Regions from separate parts of the Homo sapiens genome. Here regions 2 and 3 are each linked to region 1. Evidence: chromatin contacts called from ENCODE Hi-C or POLR2A ChIA-PET data. All regions are on one chromosome and are shown on one strand. Each heading gives the region's core, a stretch centred on a gene start or an enhancer-like site at or near the end of the contact. The rest is flanking DNA. Distances are from core to core; before and after follow the strand shown.

What was found. A loop is a pair of places that touch in the nucleus more often than their neighbours do. ChIA-PET counts read pairs that join two places held with the same protein, here RNA polymerase II (POLR2A). Pooled maps may share reads with other maps.
Region 2: a loop to region 1 is called in a pooled map, with 2.8 times the contacts of the local background. The contact joins two enhancer-like sites. A Hi-C loop is called at or near these places in 1 of 50 pooled maps. POLR2A ChIA-PET finds 5 or more read pairs at or near these places in 2 of 52 experiments (OCI-LY7 and naive thymus-derived CD8-positive, alpha-beta T cell).
Region 3: a loop to region 1 is called in a pooled map, with 2.6 times the contacts of the local background. The contact joins the promoter of RSPH14 here to the enhancer-like site in region 1. A Hi-C loop is called at or near these places in 1 of 50 pooled maps. POLR2A ChIA-PET finds 5 or more read pairs at or near these places in 2 of 52 experiments (HEK293T and activated B cell).

Annotation. Positions count from the first base shown.
Region 1 is chr22:23,033,170-23,038,104 of GRCh38, reverse strand. No RefSeq gene overlaps it. Among named protein-coding and RNA genes, the nearest start is that of GNAZ, 35 kb to the left of the region's middle. Within about 2 kb of position 1,409, at least 3 of the 41 ENCODE cell types and tissues checked have a DNase peak (open chromatin) inside an H3K27ac peak, as active enhancers do; they include OCI-LY7, where a contact is called at or near this core.
Region 2 is chr22:22,934,002-22,938,881 of GRCh38, reverse strand. No RefSeq gene overlaps it. Among named protein-coding and RNA genes, the nearest start is that of IGLL5, 49 kb to the right of the region's middle. RefSeq lists an enhancer at 3,045-3,424 and a silencer at 4,595-4,684. Within about 2 kb of position 3,186, at least 4 of the 41 ENCODE cell types and tissues checked have a DNase peak (open chromatin) inside an H3K27ac peak, as active enhancers do; they include OCI-LY7, where a contact is called at or near this core.
Region 3 is chr22:23,138,837-23,143,437 of GRCh38, reverse strand. It overlaps RSPH14 (radial spoke head 14 homolog), which reads left to right and starts at 1,448. Exons shown (of 7, transcript NM_014433.3): 1 at 1,448-1,489; 2 at 2,966-3,216; 3 at 4,496-4,598. The coding sequence starts at 3,018. RefSeq lists enhancers at 1,262-2,154, 4,509-4,598.

The DNA of each region.
Region 1 (4,935 bases), core at 160-2,659:
AGTGCATTTTCTGTCCTCTCCCATGCCCGTCCCACCAGCCCAGATGGTTCCACCTGGCTGTCTCATAGGTGCCTCCACTTGCCCTGAACACCCCCATGAGGTGTCTCAGGACAAGTGAATGCCTGGGCCCCTGCCTGGAGGGACATTTCTGAGGGTGCAGAGTGTGGGGCCAAGGGGTGCTGAGTACTGCACACAGGACTTTGGAACCTCCTCTCATCTGGCTGTGCTGCGGGGATGGGGATTCTGCTCCCCTGTGTCTCTGCATCCTGATCTACCGTTTCCTCTTGGCTGATGCATAAACTCCAACAGAGCTGGTGGAGCCATGGAGGGAGGAGAGGGGTGCGTCACCACCTGGGACCCTGCCATGAAGACCACACAGTACCTTGGCCCACAGCTGGACACCAGGATCTCAAAGGACTGAAAAGAGATCTGGTTGTTAGACTCCAACACAAGATGGAATGTGGATGGGAAAGTGTAGGAATCAGGACCCTGGAGTTTGTTCTGGCTCTGGCACCCTGTGGTGTGTGACCTTGGCAAAGGGTGACACACTGCTGTGGGGCTCAGTGTCCCTCAGCTGTGAGGCAGGAGTTGGAGGCAATAAGCTCAGAGCTCTTTCCCCGTCTGAGGGTGCAGGAATGTGAACCTCTTCATATGGGGAGCAGCTGCCCATCACGCTGGGGTCTACTTCTGATGGTGGTGCTGGGAGAAGCTCTGTCATGTGGATGCACAGGACAGGGCAGCCCCAGAGCTGCTTTCATTCCAGAGCCCTCTATGGGCATCAGAGACGGTGCTAGCTCAGTCCAGAAGAGCCAGCACCTGGGCCTAGGGCCTAGTTCAGCTGCACCTTTGCGGACCCTAAGGGGGGCACTCCCTTTCCCTTCTGGTCTGTCATTTTTTCCTCTTCCTAAAAACATATCTGCGAACTTGGGGAAGTAACAAAACCCAGCTGATTGTTGTGGTTTTGTTTTGTTTTAAGGGCTGGGATCAGGAGAGTAGATACATTGGAACCTGTTACCCCAGCCTCAGTGGAGGGTATTTGAAGCTCTGGCCCACACTCTCTCCTGCTAAACCATGGCAGGGATGTTTAGGAGCCCTGCTGGGCTGTGCTGCCTCCCCAGCCTGAGCCCCACCTCTCAGACTAGAATTCTGGGACTCAGATTCTGCTGTGTTGATGACAGAGACTCAGCTTAGCCTTTAATTGCTTCCTGGTGATGCCATATGTGCACATTTTGCCTTCTCAAGGACACAATCAGCTTCCTGTGGATGAGGTCACTGGAAGAGCCAGGGCCAAGGGTTGCACAGTGCCTGTGGGCTTCTGAGCTTGCGTTGAGTCGGGGACAGAGTCATCCTTCCCTGACAGTGGTGAGCAGAGGTGCCATGCACAGTGGACCAGGGCCTGGCACGTTGTCACTGACCCATAAACACTCATTTTTATCTTCCTCTCCCCTTCCTCTTTCAGCAGCTACTTTCTTTTTTCTTTTCTTTTCTTTTTTTTTTTTTTGAGACAGAATCTCAGTCTGTCACCCAGTCTGGAGTGCCGTGGCACAATCTCGGCTCACTGCAACCTCCGCCTCCCGGGTTCAAGCGATTCTCCTGCCTCAGCCTCCTGAGTAGCTGGGACTACAGGCACGTGCCACCATGCACAGCTAATTTTTTTTGTATTTTTAGCAGACACAGGGTTTCACCATGTTAGCTAGGATGGTCTCGATCTCCTGACCTCGTGATCTGCCCACCTTGGCCTCCCAAAGTGCTGGGATTACAGGCGTGAGCCACCGTGCCTGGCTTCAGCAGCTACTTTCTTTGTGTTCTCTAGAGCCAGGCAGGTAGGAAACACTCAAAAAAATGTGTGGCTGACTAAACAAGAAGTGAGCAACATCAAGAAGTTGAGAGTAAGAGAACAGCAGAAAAGAATACAGAAAACGGATGAGACCCTGAGCAACAGGAAATAGAAAGTCACCCACCCCCAGCTTCTCAAAGTGCCAGGAGCAGGGAAGTCTCCCATGTGTGTCACTGATGCAGGTGGCAATCACGTGGGGTGTGAGCAGCCAGCTCCTTTCCCCATGTGCTTTGCCCCTCTTCCAGCAGGGCTATGTGTGCAAGAGAGGAATGAACCAAATGGAAAATGCTGAGCAGAAAAATGGGGTGGCCAGAGGGAAAATCCCCACGATGGAGCTGGGGGACCCTGGGGCTTGCAGTCTTCCAAGTGCCAGTTTTTATCCAGACCCTGGGTGAAGCTGGTAGAAAGGTACAGGTCTTCTGTCCCCAGTCCCTTCTGCGGTCCTCCCTGAACCTCAGACCCTGTTGCTTGCTGGCTGAACCCTCAGGACCCTCTCTCCTGCTGCTTTCTGTTGGGGCCAAGTCCCTGTCCTGCTAAGTTGGCAAAGTGGGTGACTTTGTTACCGATGGAAGGGATCCGAGTTACCCCAAGTTACTGGTGGCCTATCCATATGGGTCTGTAGCAACTTCAGTCTTTGCCTTCTCAGAAGAAAGGATTTGACTGAGAGACATAAAGCAGAAAGAGAGACTGAGGCAAGTTCCAGAACAGGAGTGGAAGTTTATTTTAAAAGGCCTTAGAACAGGAAAGAAAGGAAGGGGTGCTTGGAAGAGACCCAGGAGGACATGTGAAGGTTAAAGAGAGAAGGTCAAGTGCCCCATTTAACCATGATCCTAGGACTTTTATGAGCTTGCCTCTTTCCCATGATTCTGCCCTTCGGGCGGGCTTTCCGCATGCGCAGTGCTTTCCTTAGCCTTTGGAATTGAGCATGCGCACTGTGTTTAGGGAGTTATATGCACGCCCGTCTGAGGCTTTCTTTCTTTTTCCAGTGGCGTGTGCCCCCGGAAGATCATACTTCACCATTTTTGTCTCCTAACTTGCATGCCCAGGAAGTTGCTTCTCCCTGGGGCCTGCATTCAATTAACATTTTGCTGTTAACAGGTGTGGAACATCAGGAAATGGCCTCTCTCTGGTGCTGTTGCGTTATCATTTTTAGAGAGGCAATGTGATAACTGCTGAACCATCACCTGACATTTCTAGTGGGTAGGGGAGAGCCCTCTCCTGCCCTGTTCACACTTATCTAAACTTATAACAACCTGGTGGAGCCAGCATGAGTTCTGGAGCCAGGTTGGGGCCCAGGCCTGACACTTAGTAGTTTTGTTACCTTGGAGAAATTACTTAATTTCTCTGAACCCAGACTTTGTAATAAATATTCAAAACAGGGGTGACTGACACCTGCCTCCTGGGAGGTAAGAAATGGCTCATGAGGAGAAGGCTGTAGGCAGCTGCCCACAACACCACCCCTCCCCCTTGCCATTGGCTTAATTCCCCCTGGGTGGGTAGCAGCTGGGATTGCCCTGATTGCATTAATGCATACTGAGGTTGGTGAACTTAATACTTCCAAAGAAAATTTGCATTTTAAAAGCCAAACTTCTCTATCTAAATGAACACCTAATTGACAGATCACTGCAGAGCATTAGGTGAGTTCAGCTTTGTTTCATTAAGCCGGGCCCTTCCAGGGTTACCCTCCTATTTCTAATTCACTCCAGTGCCACCCCCAGCCCTCCTCTTTCCAAAGAGAATGCAGGAATTCCCCTATTTTTTTTTTTTTTAGATGGAGTTTCGCTCCTGTTGCCCAGGCTGGAGTGCAATGGCGTGATCTCGGCCCACCGCAATCTCTGCCTCCCAGGTTCAAGTGATTCTCCTGCCTCAGCCTCCCGAGTAGCTGGGATCACAGGCAGGCACCACCACACCTGGCTACTTTTGTATTTTTAGTAGAGATGGGGTTTCTCCATGTTAGCCAGGCTGATCTCGAACTCCTGACCTCAGGTGATCCGCCTGCCTCGGCCTTCCAAAGTGCTATTAGGGTCCACCCCAGAGCACCCTACCTAGTAGCAATTACTTGGTTATCAGGAGTTGGGTCTGTGAGTAAGGAGATCCCTAGCATGCTGAGACTGACCAGGAGCAGCATCAAGATGAAGTGGAGACAGTGCTGTAAGCTGCAGATGAGCAAAGGGCCGTTGCTGTTCTCCATGCAGCTCGAGGGGCTATAGGCCCGATGGACCCCCAATTGAAAGAAGCCAATCACCATCCCACAAGTCAGCCTCCAGAAGGCACCCTACCAAAGAGGAGCCCACCGGAGTCACCTGGCAGGAAGGTGGGTGATGAGACAAACCATTTTCATCCTTGCTCCCCTGACTAGCTGAGTTCCAAATGTGTCCTAAATAACAGTTTTCCATCTGTCTATGTGGCACCTTCATCTCTCTGGTTGCTTAAGGTAAAACATCCTCTGGGAGCCATCCCTGGTTCCTTTCTATTCTGCCCTGCCACTGATCCATTGGTAAATCCTGTTGCTAGGCAGAGGATCCACAGGAACCATTGCTGGAGATGGGCAGAAGCCAAATTGGCATGCTCTCTGAAGCAGGGCAGGAGGGAGGGCTTGGAGAGTTCTCTAATCCAGGAAAGTATGTGCAATGTGCCCGCAACTTCAGACCATGGGTAGCAGGAGAGCCACTGACTGGATCCTCCAGTTTTCTGTGGTGATAGGTTCCAATACCCTGAGGCTGGCATCCCAGGTGGGAGGCAGAGTCCCATTACTGCCTGCCCTCTTGCTCATGCCCTTCCCAGGGAGAGCAAAGAGAGGCAGCTCTGGCATCCCTGAAGCCTAGTGCTCTCCTTCCACATGCATGGTGCTAAGCTGAGTCCTGTTAAGTTGGGTGGTGCAGGGAGCACTGGCAGGTTGGTTTAGAGGACTGAACTCAAGGGAGGAAGCGCTGGCCAGGTGGAGGAGTAAAAAAATATTTCTGGCAAAGAAAACAGTCTCTGCCAATGAAGAAAGGCCAGAGAAGGTACACGACAATTCAGTAATCAGCACTGTGAGCGTTTGGAGTGGCTGGGACCTAGGGCTGTGCATGCAGAGAGTGAGGCCAGAGAGGCAGGCA
Region 2 (4,880 bases), core at 1,937-4,436, 100 kb after region 1:
TCCCACTGAATCCTCACATAGCCCTGAGGGGAAGCTGCCACCATCATCACCTCCACATCACAGAGGAGTACACAGGCAGGACAGTCACACTCGGACAAGTGGTGGAGCCAGGACACAAACCCAGGTCTGTCTGGACTCTAAGCTTAGGCTCTTACCATGAACTGTGATCCAACCATCGGGAGAGTCAGCCCAATGACCTTCAAGTTCCCTCCAATGCTAAGGTCACACCTGAGAAGCTTGCTAGGGTTTCTAAAGCATCTTCGTGCACATATGTCCTTCCAGGGTTCTTCCCAGCAGTTTGTGAGATGGGCAGGGCAGATGAAGGGAAAAGGCTTCAAGACATTAAGGAAAGGGCCCAAGATCACACCCGAGTCAGGATCAGAGCAGGAATTGGAATCTAATCTCTACACAGAGTTGCCAGATACCAATCTGTGCTTCTCATGGTTAGAATTTACCTACTTATCCAACTATTCACCCATCCAACTACCCACCCACACATGTACCCACCAGTCCACGCATTCATCTATCCAGCCATCCACTCACCCACCCAACTATCCACTCATCCATTCACCTACCAATCCACCCACTCATCCACCCATCAATCACTCACCCATCTATACATCCATCCACCTACCCCTTTCTCCCTCCCTCCTTCTTTCCCTCCCTCCCTTTCTTTCCTCATTCAGACTGTTTATTGAGAGCCTTGAAGGTCAGGCACTTGGATGGCTGCTGGGGAGATGAAGCTTGAAGATGTGTGAACGGGCTGCTCCTCTTGGAGACATCATCTTTTCCCTCATCAGTGAGGGTTCTGGAAGGGGAATGTGGGTTGGGAGGCAGGCAGGATGGAGAGGTGGCTGTTGAGTTCCTGCCCTTTGGGTTTTGGGTCACAGTACTAGACTCATAGAATTGGGTTAAAAACTTGTATTTTTTTTTCTAAGGAGAAGCTGGAAAGTGAACAAGTAAGATAGGGCGTCTGGCTCCTTGCTGTGTATAGAACAGATACCCAGCAATGACCATAGGTGCAGAGTTTATTTATGTAGAGACTTTTTGAATATAAGAAAAGAAATGACAAATATATATGAGTTACTATATAATGAATATAAGTATAATTAAAATAAACCAACTATAGGTAGTGCAGGGTGAGTTTCCAATAATAAATTCTAAACCAACTTCCATCATTCATGGAACCAGATATTCTATTCAGGAATTAATATGCATTCTCCCATACATTTCCTATTATACACATGGGAGGTAGCTACTCATATTAAATCAATATCAAATAGATGGGAACATGAGGAGAGAGATTAGCTACCAAGGTAAATTGTCATCTCTCAGTGGCAGAGAAATTTGTCAACCGAGGTCTTCCTAGAAATATGCTCTGACCTACCATACAATTCTTCCTGCCTGAGGAACTGGTAAAAACTCTCCAAGTCCATCCTGGCTTCCTTCTTTCCTTCCCAACTTCTGCTCATCCTGACCTGACCTTGTCCCAAGCTGCTCTATGGCTTTTATTGCTCTTTGCAGAAATCGCTTAAACTTTTTGTTTGCAGTTGCTCCCTCCTCTGTGTTTAACTGTATTTTAAGGGGGGGTTCATTTTCCAATCCTCTTTGCTAAATGTCGGCTGCTAGGTACTCATCCCCCCTGGAATGCCCTCTCTTTCCATTTTTATGACTCAGCAACTTTCCCTGGGCTTCCTGCCTCTGAGCTGGCTGGAGCTGTGAGACAATTTCGGGCTTTGGGCAGCACCTAAGACATACAGGATGCGAATCCATGTTAGGATCGTAGTGACCTCTTCCATATAATCCCCCATTGTACTACTCCTCAAGAGAGAACACTCTGTCTTCTCATCAGTGTAATCTCAAACCCTGCACCCTGACTGTTGTGGGTGTAGCAGACACACAAGAAATATTTGCTGAATGTTAAGTGAATTGGAATAAACATGTTGATTTAAGTGACAAAACCTTCTATTTTTCATAATAATAAATGTATAATGATTGTCAAAAAATGAAAAAAGTTAGATGTACAAAATGAAAACCAATATTACCTACAGTTTACCCCCGCAACCGGTAGCCCCGGGGAATAGATGTGGATACGGATGTGCATCTAGGTATGGATAAAAATGCAGGGATTCATGCACACACAGGTCACGTCTTATCTGGTGGCCTCTTTGGGATAATATGTTCAAGGCTTTTCAGATGCCATTCGCATCATCGAATACAGCATTTTTATAGGATCTTACATCTTAAATTGGCTTAATGTTTTGTTCTCCGATTATAAAATCTGAAAACAGGAAAAATTAAATAAGAATACAAAGCAAGTCTCTGATCCTGCACTGCCCAAGAGGCCCTGTTAGCGCGTTGGTATGGCGCCTTCCAGATCTTTTTCTGCATGAAATCATGGGCTTATCACAAAGATGGGAACTTCTTTCCTCACTTCTTCTTGCCCTGTTGTGAACATCTGTCTATGGCCCTTCTCCAAGGCCATCTGGGGATGTGGATGTGAGGCTGGCATCTGCTCTCGGGCTCTTTTCTGTCACGTTTTGCTGTTAGCTCCCTGGCTAACATCCACATGCACTGGCTCTCTGGCATCTCCATGATAAATTCTTATGAGCAGGATTTCTGGGTCAAAAGAGAGTGCATTCCCAGGCTGTGGAGACAGGGGACACGTTCAGGAGGGCCTAAAAGGCTGAACCGTGTCTCAGCCTTGAGGCCTCTCAGAATCGCCAGCTTGGGAAGTTAGGAGGCCTGTGGTTGCTCATCACTCCCTCACCAACTCGTTCTGCCCAGGGAAGGTCCTGGGGTGGGGGCTTCAGAGCCCTGTCCTGGCCACCCCCCTCCCTGGGGTCCTGCTGACAATCAGGGCCACTGCTGGCTGGTTCTGAGATGCCTTCTGGTGGACCCTGGGACCCAGGATGGAGCTCAGGGTGTGGGGAGGCAGCCAGGGGGCAGCATCAGGCCCAGGGGCTGGACTAGGAGGGGGTGGGGTGGGGCGCAGGCTCTACTGCCCCCACCTGTGAGCTGCACAAACATCCAGCAGCAGCCCTGAAACTGCCCCATGCTCCTCCTGGGCCACACCTGGGCCTGTTTGTCACTCATCCCATGCCCGGGTGGCCATGAGCTCAGTTTCTCTTCCTCTTATTTTTCTCCTTTTGTCACTCTGAGTTCTGGTTTCAGCCAACTTGGGGTTAAATTTAGCCTGGGGATTTCCAGGGGTGGCCAGCTGCAGGCAGGGCCACCAGAGCTGGGAAAGCGCATCCCCCAACCCCATCCCTTGGCCTGGCCCCCACCCTACTCCCATCTCAGGCCTCCCTGGCCAACCCCTTCACCCAGGAATCTGCTGGTTTCCTGAATGGCTGGCACTCGGGGTCCCTGACCCAGTTCCTCCTTGACCAGAGGGAAGGCTGGGCCCAGGAAGGCAAAGGCATTTGCCCAGGTTCACACAGTGTCACCCGCAGGCCCAGGCAAGAGCAATGACTGAGGGTAGGTGAGGGTCCCCATAGGCCAGGCACAGCTTAGGCATCATCTCAATCCGCAAACCTACCTTGTGGGGAGGGACTCTTATCACCCCCTTGGGCAGATGAGGAAACTGAGGGCTACAGAAGAGAAGCAGATTGCTCAAGGTCAAGGGTTGATGAGGGCTGAGCATGGTGGGGGGACCCCTTCTCTGTCTGACACTGAGGTCTGGGCTCCCAGGGCAGATGCCCCTTTGGGAAGAACAGTGCTCTGGGCTCCCACAGGCCTTTGCAGCCACCCTCCTTCCTTGCATCTCCCAAGGCACAGGGAAGGAATGGCCATCAGGGCCTGTAGCCCTAACTCTCATCCATGCTGCTTTCAGGCCTCTTTTCTGCACCCCTGAAATGGGGCTGGAGCTGTGGAATGGTGGAGGAAGTGAACAATCTGGTCTCTGGCAGAGGGCAGTGGTCCACACAGCCACCCTCCATACAGGTCTTCTCCATGCAGGCTCCTCCACACGGGTCCCACCACACAGCGCCCTCCACACGGGCCCCTCCACACAGGTCCCCTCCACACAGGCCCCCTCCACACAGGCACCCTCCAACAGATCCCCTCCACATGGGCCCCTCTACCTGGCACCCTACCGACAGGCCCCTCCATGCGGGCCCCTTCACACATGATCCCTCCACGCGGGCCCCTCCACGCAGGCCCCTCCACATGGGCCCCTCCACACATGATTTCTCCACACAGGCCCCTCCACATGGGCCCCTCCACACATGATCCCTCCACACGGGCCCCTCCACACATGATCCCTCCACACGGGCCCCTCCACACATGGGCCCCTCCACACGTGGGCCCCTCCACATGCCACCCTCCATACAGGTCCCCTCCACATGGGCCCCTCTACATGGGCCCCTCCACACAGGGGCGCCTATGTGAGCTCGGGCAGATCCCTTTCTCTCCTGGTCTGTTTCTCCATTTGTCAGATGGGAGGCCCTGGGCTGGAAGTCAGGACACCACAGAGCTGGCTCTGGCTTTTTGGGATCTAACTGCTCTGGGCCTCAGTTTTCCTACCTGTGAAATGGGACCATGATTCTGGCTGTGGCCTCACAGAATCCCTGAGTGGCTCAGGTGGATAACATGTGTCCACGTGTTTTATAAATGGTACGGGACGATAAGGCCACTCAATAGCGTCTCAACACAGGATGCAGCTACCTGTAGAGTTGCAGATGTGGTCAGACCTGAGGTTTAGGGCCTCTACTCTCGGCCTTGCTCTCTCTGGGCCCTGCCCCTGCCCCTCTGCAGAGCTCTGGGGCTTGGGGCACTCTGGTCCACTGGCCTGGACCAGCATGAATGTTCATGGCCTTGGTCCACCGTCCAACCCAGAGAACTGTGCACCCTGCAGGGCCCTGCCTTGGGCCTGGCTC
Region 3 (4,601 bases), core at 199-2,698, 110 kb before region 1:
GGTACAGTGAGGGTACCGCTCCTAGAGGAATCTTTATGGCTTGCTGAATGCAGAAAGAAGCATATCTGTTTGCCTTTTCTTGTATCTTTTTTTAAAATTATATCTATTTATTTATTTATTTATTTATTTATTTATTTATTTATTTTAGAGTTGAGGTCTCACTCTGTCACCCAGGCTGGGGTGTAGTAGTGTGATCATATCTCACTGTAACCTCAAACTCTTGGGCTCAAGCAACCCTCCCCCTTCAGCCTCCCAAAGTGCTAGGATTACAGGTATGAGCCACTGCACCTGGCCCAGTTAGCCCTTTCTGAGGCCACTATTTTTCCAATGTTGTCCACTCAAAATGGTCAATATACCAATCCAGCATATTTTGGGATGGCCCATACTTCACTCCTTCAGGGAGAAGGAAGGTTTCATGGAAGAAGTGTTCACCAAGTTGCATCCTGAAGGATAAAGAGGTAATAATTAGTGTTACAGAGCGCTCAGGCTTCATGAGCGAGGTGGCATTTGAGGGGTTAAGAGAGAGTCTGGCATGGCTGGAGGAGGCCATCACCCAGGGACTGGAGCACTAGGCTAGGAGTTTGGACTCAGCCCTGAGACTAGTGGGGAGCCATGGAGGGTTTTATGCAGGTGGTGGCTGGGTCTGGCTTGCTTTTGAGAACAGCTACGCTGGCCAGCAGTGTGTTGGGTCCACTGCAGAGGCTAACCTTTGTCATTACCAGGCGGTCAGCCTGAAGAGCAAGGGGCATGGGCAGGGCTAGGCAGTCTTGAGATCAGGCCTATGTAATTTGGGGGAAACTGGCTGAGCGCAGTGGCTCACGCCTGTAATCCTAGCATTTTGGGAGGCCGAGGCGGGTGGATCATCTGAGGTCAGGAGTTCGAGACCAGCCTGGCCAACATGGCGAAACCCTGTCTCTACTAAAAATACAAAAATTAGCTGGGTGTGATGGCGGCCGCCTATAATCCCAGCTACTTGGGAGGCTTAGGCAGGAGAATCACTTGCACCCGGGTTGGGTGCGGTGGCGCGGAGTGGAGCGGAGGTTGCAGTGAGTCAAGATCGCGCCACTGCACTCCAGCCTGCGTGAAAGAGCGAAACTCCGTCAAAAAAAAAAATTGGGAGAAACGACTGAACTTCTCTGAGGTTCTTGTCTCTAAACTAGATGTTACCACCTTATGAATTTACTCTGAGGATCAGAGGCATGCAAAGTACCCAGTACAGAGAAGGGCGTAAATAAGTCACTTCCTTTCCCTTCTGTACTTTGAACAAAGCTGAGCTGCCTTTGGTCTCCACAGCAACCCTGTAAATGATTGTTCCCGCTTTGCAGCCGGCCGCAGCCTTGGGCTGTTTGCGCCTGCGCAGTGGGTGCTGATTATGTCGACCGCGGCGCCGCGGACGCTGCTGGAGTCGCCTGGCAACGATGTCGCCTGGCAACTGAATAGGTTGGCCAGTGGCGCGGGCTACTGGAAGCAGAAAGGGCTGCGGAGGCAGGTGAGGCGGCGGTGGTGGGCTAGGGGCCCGGGGACAGGGGGGCCCAGTGACCCACCCAGTCCCATTCACACGGGGCCGTGTCCCCACACTCAAAATCACGGTCTTTTGTCTCCGGCCGGACTCTCCCAGCCCACGCCGCTTAGAAGAAGGCAGGCCCCTGTCTCCAGCACCCACCGTTCCTGTGAGGGGAGCTCAACTCAAACATGGCCACGTCCCTCCCAGTCCGGCCCCCACTTCTACCGTTGTCATCTGGTGTCCCGCGTGAGCATCTGGCTTACCTTTTACTGGAGTAGATTCCTACAGGCCTGTGGCCTGTCCATTCTACTAACCATGATAATAACCGTAATAATAACCACAGCCAACATAGCTGAAGCCCTGGTATGCCAGGCTTACGTGTATTCGTTAATATGACAACTCTGGGAGGCAGGGAAGGAGGTACTGTTATCATCTCCCCTTTGAAGCTGCAGAAAGACACAGATAGAGGAAGTAACTTGCCAAGGTCACCCAGGCCTGAATCTGGAGCCAGTTCTTAACTACTAACCTACACTGCCCATAGTTGCTGAAAGTGTGTGTGTGTGTCGGCAATAAAAGTTAATCACTTTTTTTTTTTTTTTTTTTTTTGAGACGGAGTCTTGCTTTGTCGCCAGGCTGGAGTGCAGTGGCGCGATCTTGGCTTACTGGAACCTCCGCCTCCCTGATTCAAGCGATTCTCCTGCCTCAGCCTCCCGAGTAGCTGGGACTACAGGCATGCGCCATCACGCCCAGCTAATTTTTGTATTTTTAGTAGAGACGGGGTTTCACCATGTTGGCCAGGATGGTCTCGATCTCTTGACCTTGTGATCCGCCTGCCTCGGGCCTCCCAAAGTGCTGGGATTACAGGCGTGAGCCACTGCGCGTGGCCATAAATCACCTTTTAACATTAATTCCTTTTCATGGATGTGTCAGAAGCATCTGAATATGGGTTCCTGGCAGTGAATGAGCTAGACCCAGATTTGAACACTGGCTTCTAGTCTTACCAGTTTCATGGCCTCCAGTAAGCTCCTTGGCCAGAACCTCAGTTTCCTCATTTGTAAAATGTGGATAATACCAGCCCCCTCCTTATGGGGTAGTTGAATTGGATACTACTTATTGCTGGCACAAGGTAAGCACTAAACAGAGTGACCAACTTGGAGTTTGCTTGTTTGGTTTGTTTTGTCCTTTAATGCCTTTGACTGAAGATCCAGATGAAAGTATCAGTGGTTTCTTCTGTGAAGCACTATTGTGTGGGAGGGCTCTGGAGTTTGCAGTTTGGGCTGCTACTTACTTACCTTCACTGGGACTTTGAGCAAATCTCTTCATTGCTCTCAGCCTCAGTTTGCTCATCTGTAAAATGAAAGTAAAAATACCCATTTGCCTGCCCTCACAGTTTGGAGGATCAGATGAGAAGTAGCTTTTAAATCATAATAGAAATAATGACAGCTTTTTGGTCTCTTTTAGTGAGTGGTTTCTGCAGAGCTTCATTTGGAAAGGCCTCTGTAGTTGGGGAAAGATGGCCCATTCCCAGAACTCCTTGGAGCTTCCCATTAACATCAATGCCACCCAGATTACCACTGCCTATGGCCATCGGGCCCTGCCCAAGCTGAAGGAGGAGCTGCAGTCAGAGGACCTCCAGACGAGGCAGAAAGCCCTCATGGCCTTGTGTGACCTCATGCATGACCCCGAGTGTATCTACAAGGCCATGAACATAGGTGAGCGTGACACAGCACAGGTGACCATGACTGGGGTCCTAGCATGGCTTCAGGCACTGGGTAGAACTTCAGTAATAAGGGTTGCTATTGTTTGAGCCTGACTCCAGGCCAGTTCCACTATAGGTGCGGTGCCCGGGTTCTTTTTAAAAAATGTTTATTTATTGAGGGAGGGTCTTGCCATCTCCCAGACTAGAGTGCAGTGGCAGAATCATAGCTCACTGTAACCTTGAAATCTTGGGGTCAAGAGATCCTCCTGCTTCAGCTTCCTGAGTAACTAGGACTACAAGTACCACCATGGCTGACTAATTTCTTATTATTATTTTTTTATAAACAAGATCTTGCTGTGTTGCCCAGGCTGTTCTTGAACTCTTGGCCTCAATTGATTCTCCCAGGTCAGCCTCCAAAGTTTTGGGATTATATGTGTGAGCCATCACACCCAGCCTGGATTATCTTAATCCTTAGAAAGGCCACCTACAGGGGAGAGTCCATTCTCAACCCACAGATAAGAAAAGCATGGTTCAGAGAAGGATTGTAAGTCTAGGGTTGCCCAATAAATAAATAAAGCTAGATTTGTATTTATTTATTTATTTATTTATTTTTTGAGATGGCATCTCGCTCTCTTGCCCAGGCTGAAGTGCAATGGCACGATCTTGGCTCACTGAAACCTCCGCCTCTTGGGTTCAAGTGATTCTCCTGCCTCAGCCTCCTGAGTAGCTGGGACTACAGGCACCTGCCATCATGCCTGGCTAATATTTTGTATTTTTGTAGAGATGGGGTTTCACCATGTTGGCCAGGCTGGTCTTGAACTCCTGATCTCAGGTGATCCGCTTGCCTTGGCCTCCCAAAGTGCTGGGATTACAGGCGTAAGCCACCATACCTGGCCAAAGCTGGATTTTTATTTGCTAAATCTGGCATCCGTAGGTGTAACCCACTCAAAGTCATATGACTAGTTTGACACAGGGTTATAATTTGACCCCATATCTCTCCTGAGGTCAAAGAAATGGCAAAGGCCATTTTCTTAACCTCATGACAGACTTTGTGAGAAGTCACTGGTAGGAAGTGTGCAGGGAGAATCACAAGGAGGGTTGGATGAGACATGAGCCTCTTCAGTGACTCTGAAATGCTGCATAACCAACATGATTCCCCAGTGCCCCAAAGCAGCAGAAACTCTGGTACATTCCTGCCCCAACTGGCCCACTTATTGACTTCTGGGTTGGTTGGTTTCTGAGACTGGCAAAAATTCAAGGGTTGGTTTGTTTGTTTTTTTTTTTTTTTCTAGGCTGTATGGAGAACCTGAAAGCTTTGCTGAAGGATAGCAACAGTATGGTGCGCATAAAGACCACCGAGGTGCTCCACATCACGGCAAGCCATAGCGTGGGCAGGTG